Linked DNA regions of Homo sapiens: region 1 is linked to region 2. Evidence: chromatin contacts called from ENCODE Hi-C data. All regions are on one chromosome and are shown on one strand. The core of a region is the stretch at or near the end of the contact, and the rest is flanking DNA. Distances in the headings are between cores, read along the strand shown. Region 1 has its middle 60 kb from the start of MAT2B. Region 2 has its middle 380 kb from the start of LINC03000.

Region 1 (2,899 bases), core at 241-2,740, 350 kb before region 2:
GTGTAAAAGATGCTCGCCTGCTGCTTTCTGAACAGATGGCACATTTGTTAGACTTCATTGGATGTATTTTTCCTTTATTGAAGCACAGGGGAATTTCGCATTTGCAGGTAGAATGGGGAAAGACAGTTAAAATTTTATACCGTATTTTTATCTCTTTGTTTATGCTGATAAAGGTAGCAAAGGCAGTTGATTTTTTCTCTTTTTTGCTGTTTTGAGGGATTGGTGTGCTAACAAGTTGAGGTCAGCATTCATTACCACAGTGACCCTGGCAGAAGATGCTCTGTTGATTTTGCATTTCATTGAAAATGTCACAGAGATAATACATAAACCCGTCTTTCCCCCCCAAACCCTCCAATACCCTTTCGATATGATTCTCATCCTGTTGTTCCTATTGGATTATCTTTGTGATTAATGTTTCTCCACGCCCATTAAGTAGGGAGACTACAGCCAGCTTTCTCTGAGGATACCTTGTGTGACCTTACTTACTCCGCGGTCACAGAAACTCTGAAGTGTTCCTTTCACGGATGGGCTTGGTCCTGCTGGGTTCCTAATGTCCCCCAGTCTCTCTGGGTTCTGGAGGTCTTCACTCAGAACTAACCAGCTCACTCTTCCTAAGGCAGAATAATGCAGAGGTTTCACCCAAAAGTAGGCAGTACTAGCATCTTTTCTATGGGAATATTTGGTTTGCCATGTTATATTGGCCTGTCCATTTTAAAAAAAATTAGTTTTCAACGCTTAAATGCAAAGACTTCTCATTAAAGATCTAGGTTTCTTGCTTTTCTTGAAACATCGGACAGCATGGTATTTCTAGCCTGAACAGCCCCTGGTGACAATCGGCAGAGCCACCTTTGTGGCTTTATGCAGTCACTGCACACACAGATCTTCCCTTTTGTTTTCCTGACACTAAGGGAGGTGCCCTTTTTAACCACGTTTGTACTCTTTTCGTTGTAATAAAAAGGAAAATGAGAATTTAATACCCATGCCCGTCTCAAAGGAAAAAAAAAAATAGAAAGGTATAGTAGGAGAGCCACATGTCTCAAGAAAAAAAAATGATCCTAAATCTAGACCTCCCTGCTGTAGCACTTAGAGTAATTGCCTGGCCTTGCGGGCATTCGATTTTCAGCACCTGGGAGAGCTTCGTCTTTAAAAGTGGGCTGGCCTGGGGTTGTCCTTGGTTAAACCCCAAGGACACTTGAGAGTCCAGTCATCTTTTATCCTGATGGTTCAATGGGGACAACCTCATTTAATCTTACAACAGCCTGCGAGGTAGTCACTGTCCTATATGGGTACACTGCTTAGCGCCATACCGGGCACGCGTTCAGAGGTCGACCACGCCCTGACTTTTCCTTAGCTTTATTTTGGAAGCAGTGGGTTTTAAGGCTGGTGCTCCTCGGAGCCTCCTAACCATCACTCGTTTGGCAAGTTGCAGATACACTGCCTGACTAAGCTGGGAGAAAGAAAGGGTTAAAGAAGGAGAGCGGGAGGGGAAAACCCTTTGGATCGTGGGCTCTGACCCAGACGCGTCTCCATGCCCGCTCTGCAGCCTCGCGGTGGCAGCTGAGCTGCACGTAGCTGGAGGAGGCTGCAGGAACAGACAGGAAATCCATTCTTGTTCTGCAGATACGTCGGCAAAACTCCCAAAGCAAACAGCAGAGGAAGTTTGCTTTAGTGGAGACAAACTCACAACTTTGCTCTTTCAAAGCCTCTGTTTACAAGTCAAAGCCCAGGCTCAGTCGGGCTTTCTTCCCACACTCACCTCCAGAGGTGCTGCCTGCGGGCGTTTCGCTATCAAAGACCCGCAGCGCCGCGGCCGGTCCGGGATAAGCCGGTGGCTGCGGCTCCAATGCGGAACCGGTTCTCTAGCCGCTAAGGAGCCAGGGCTGCTCACCCCAGGCCCCCTGAGGTTCAAATTTGGGAAACGGAGAGATGGGGCGCGGGGGAAGCCCTTAGATCTAGTGAGCCCTAGAGTTGAGCATCACGCGCAGAATGAGGTGACTCAAAAAGGAAATTGGCAGGTGCTGGCCTTGGGTAATTTCCCAGTGCCCAAAAGTGCTAAACCACGCTGCTCAAAGAATAGAAGCCACCAAAATATCTGAGTGGTGGTGCTGGCTCTGTCACCTGAACTGTGTCCAGTGTTATACCTGAATTGGGTGTATCTGTTAGCTTAAAATAAGATAATACTGTAATAGCTAGAGTCTGGAATAAAAATAAGTTATCTAACGGTGAAGTTTGGTGACTTTTTCAAAACAATAGCACAGATCTTATGTAACTTTATATTCCAATAAAATCTTTCCTGTGGGGGAAGTGAGTAAGATGGTGCTTTCAGCTGATTAACAGGAGACCAGGCCCAGGGGTACCAGGCAGACAGAGAACATGGAGATCGGGTGAGTGGCTGGCTTTCTTGCCCTTGAGGAGCTGAAAGCAAAAAGATCTCAGATAAGGTGGAATACTGTGTTCAAAGCCAACGGTTCTGGGGGCAGCTGCATTTGGTTTTGAATCCTGGCTGTGATGCTTTCTAGATGGGGATGTTGGGAAAATCACATACTCTCTTTAAAACTTAGTTTTCCATTGCTGAAAAGGGGATGGAGAGAGCCGTTAAGCACTTCCTCAAGGTTACACAGGGGGCAAATGACAACGCTGACTTTCAAACAGAAATGTCTGATTTCAGAGCCTGCACTTTTCACTGCATACACTTCCATTGATTGAAAACCACAGCCCACCTCCCCAACCCTTGGAGCCCACGCTCCTTTAGATTTAATCTCAATGCAGATCTTGAGCTCTTAGATCTAGGGCATTCCATCTTTGCTGCTTATGTTATGATTGCTCAGTTCAGGAACCTCCCCTCTTTCTGTCTATTCAGGCTTTCCAAGTCCTTTGTAATCTGGCCCCAGTGTTTTTC
Region 2 (3,224 bases), core at 53-2,552:
ATACAACTTTCTTTTATCACTATGATCACTCTAAGTTATATCATGTTTGCATGTTTTTGTGTGGTAGAGAAGAAGACAATTAGTTTAGGGTAAGATAATTAGCTATGGGGAAGTTAATTTGTTAAAGAGGCAGGCTTGTGGACAGTTAATCTACTTTCATGCCTCAGTTTTGTCATCTGTGTAGTTGGGGATAATGGTTTGTAATGTAAATAGAATACGACCCAAATCATAGTATTAATATTTGCTATTACTATTGTGAATATTACTGCTATTGCTGTTCATGTACCTGTCATTCCAGAAATTGTGTAGAAACACAAAGATAGAGTTAACATGATTTAGGTATGTGCTTTTAGCATCTTTCTATTCCTTCTTTTCACTTGTCCCCCAGCCCCCATTTCCTGTAAAAGGATATTTCTTTGTTTTGCCTCTACATTAGAGTATTTTACTTTTCTTAAATGAATATAATTTAAAAGCTGTTTTTCTCTCTAAAAATATACATACCAACATCCCACTCCATTGCTAGGCTTTGGGAGGAGACTTATGAGCGCTCCTTCCCCCATCCCTCCACACCCTGCTGAAACAGGAGAGTTCCCTTATCTCCCTCACAGGGCGTGTAGTGGCAGGGGTGTGGCCGGTTTCTTCAGTGCCCTGGTGCTCAAAGCCCTAGGGGCAACTTGCAGATGAGCAGATGGTGGGGAGTGTTTTTGGACTCCGACCCCATGGCAACATCTAGGGTTGAGTGTTCACAGCTCCTGAAGCCCCAGTGGGCGTGTGTTACAGTGTGCTCTTTCAGCCTTGCCATCTGCAGGTAGCTTGTGTTAATCAGCTCAATTAGACCCTCTTCCTTACCACAAGGACAGAGGGCTTTCTGTATCCTGGGTTCTTTCCCTTGTGTACTGGAAAAATCGGATCACACGGGGGCTTGGAGAATGAGTGCAAGATTTTATTGAGTGGTGAGGGTAGCTCCCAGTGAGATGGATGGGGAGCCAGAAGGGGGATGGGGTGGGAAGGTGCTCTTCCCCTGGAGTCGATCCTGCCCAGCGGCCAAACTCTCCTCCAGATGCCCCTGGCTGAATTGGCATCCACGTTGTTCGGCCATCACTGGCCTGCCGGTGTCTGCTGGTGTGTTCTTCTGCTCCTCTCAATGTCCAGCCGCCTGTGTGTGTGCCTGCTACGGTCCAGGGTTTTTATGGGCACAGGATAGTGGGTGTGGTGGGCGAAAAGGCAACATTTTGGGCACAGAAACAGAAATGCCTGTCCTCATTTAGGTCCGTGGGCACAGATCTGAGGGTGGAGCCCTCACCAGGGACCCCACCCTTCTCTACCCAGCACTTCCCTGCCCCCCGTCCGGTATCACTTCTAGAGTGAGGGAGATTGCTCTGTAAACCAGCCTAATTGCTCTCCAGGAAGCTCTAGCCTTGTGGTAAGCTCAAGGTTCCCTTTTGCAGTCAGTTTGAAATATGACACCCTGGTAAATTCTATGCTTCACTAAGGACATTACATTTCTCCCCAGAGTAGGAGTCCTGTGACCCTCGATCGTTTTAGTGCCAATACAGTGCCTTTGTGTGGTGGCTTCACCATCGCTAGCAAGGCCATATCAACCCTCTCTATGGCATAAACACATAGAGAGGGATGCATTATTGTTCCTTAGTTGGTGATTTTCAATGAGCAAATATAAGCATCCAGGACAGTTTATGTCCCCTTAGTATGTTACAAAAGACCTCTATTATTACCTAGAGCAGCGTGTGTTCTGCAGATAACCCATTCAGAGGGTTATTTTGCCAAAAAAACAAAACAAATCCTTCCTCAAATGTATTTGTGAAGTGTTGCAAGTTGCTGTCCTCAGAGTGATTTGATTACAAACAAAGGATCTCTGGCTACCAAGCCTGAGTGGAATTCTGTGGAAGGATATGTGGCAGCTCAGAGCACTGAAGGAGGCCTGAACCTCTAGGCCCTGGGAAGGAAGGGGAACCCCTTAGCAGGAATAAAGTAGTGATGCTTCATGGCCCTAAGTTTTACCTCTGTGTCCATCTGCTAAAAGTGGCACATTCCTCAGAGGGAGAACCTGATTTGCCTACACTGGGTCATTTTGAGACAGGCAGGCTGTCTGGTTTCCTGTTTTGCTGTGGTTTAGAGGAGAAGGAACAAGCCTCTTACCCAAGCTGTAGCTTACCCAACTTCCAGCCAATCAGCAACAAAAGACCCAAGAAGCCATTAACCTCAAGTCCCTGGTTTAGCGGGTTAGGGACTGCTCCAGGGTCCTGTCTGCGCAGTTCAACTTAAAGTTACCCCTCCCTCATTTTAATGCTAAAGATCATACCCAAGGATGGGGATTTAAAATTTCATTATGTTACATGAGATGTATGAAGAAACATGTAAGGCCACTATGCAAGCACCAGAGAAGCCCCTCCTATACATGCCCTGCTGAAACCCTTTCTTTCCCATAGAAAGGCCCTATAAAACTAATCTACATACTACCCTGAGGGAGCAGCCATATCTACTAGTTTAGAAAAGGGTGGTATGAACTGAACGCTCTGATAAAAAAAATCCCAGTGCAAGCAGCATTTTGCTCCCAAAAGGAAAAGTAGGGGTGATGAGGGAGGAACAGACATGCATGTATCACACACCTCCCTTTTGGAGTTTCACAATGCACATTTCCTCTGAATACTCTTGACAGTGAAGAAATCTGTTCAACAACATTTAACTTACCCCTTTTCATATTTTTTGTTTTTGTGTAGTATCTATTACCCTCAGAAGAAACTAGTACACCATTGTATACCCCCTGGAAATGCTGACATATCTCTTGGACATCACACTTTAATCTTTGATTGGATTCCTCCTATCTCTATATTGCTATTTCTTAATCCTTTGATAGGATTATCTTAACAGTGTCCCATTTTTAAAGATAACCACTATGGGTAATATGGGTGTTCATTTCTTAATCACTTTGAATTTAAAAAGTGTTTTTAAAGGTGCTGTTTGGGGGCCATCTGTCTTTCTTCCCTCCTCTGTGCCATTGTCCCGGTCTACGATGCTTCTCCCATTTCTGAAGTCCTTTGGAAAGTCGTTTGTACTCTCTGGCTCATCTTTGCACACTTCACTCTCAGCTTTGAGGCCATACACGAATATGGCTCCTGACAAAACCTTCTTTCTCAGGACTTTCTGTTTTTCTTGTTGTTGTTGACCTCGAACCCTTTCTTGCGTCTCAAGTGGACGTATTCTGT

Evidence for each region. A loop is a pair of places that touch in the nucleus more often than their neighbours do. Pooled maps may share reads with other maps.
Region 1: a loop to region 2 is called in a map of Calu3, with 2.9 times the contacts of the local background. The contact joins two enhancer-like sites. A Hi-C loop is called at or near these places in 1 of 168 maps with a recorded cell type or tissue (Calu3), 2 of 37 single-sample maps with no recorded cell type and 4 of 50 pooled maps.

What each region holds. Positions count from the first base shown.
Region 1 is chr5:163,564,522-163,567,420 of GRCh38, forward strand. No RefSeq gene overlaps it. Among named protein-coding and RNA genes, the nearest start is that of MAT2B, 60 kb to the left of the region's middle. Within about 2 kb of position 1,491, at least 2 of the 41 ENCODE cell types and tissues checked have a DNase peak (open chromatin) inside an H3K27ac peak, as active enhancers do.
Region 2 is chr5:163,914,434-163,917,657 of GRCh38, forward strand. No RefSeq gene overlaps it. Among named protein-coding and RNA genes, the nearest start is that of LINC03000, 380 kb to the right of the region's middle. RefSeq lists enhancers at 928-1,057, 1,140-1,686 and a silencer at 2,038-2,147. Within about 2 kb of position 1,303, at least 10 of the 41 ENCODE cell types and tissues checked have a DNase peak (open chromatin) inside an H3K27ac peak, as active enhancers do.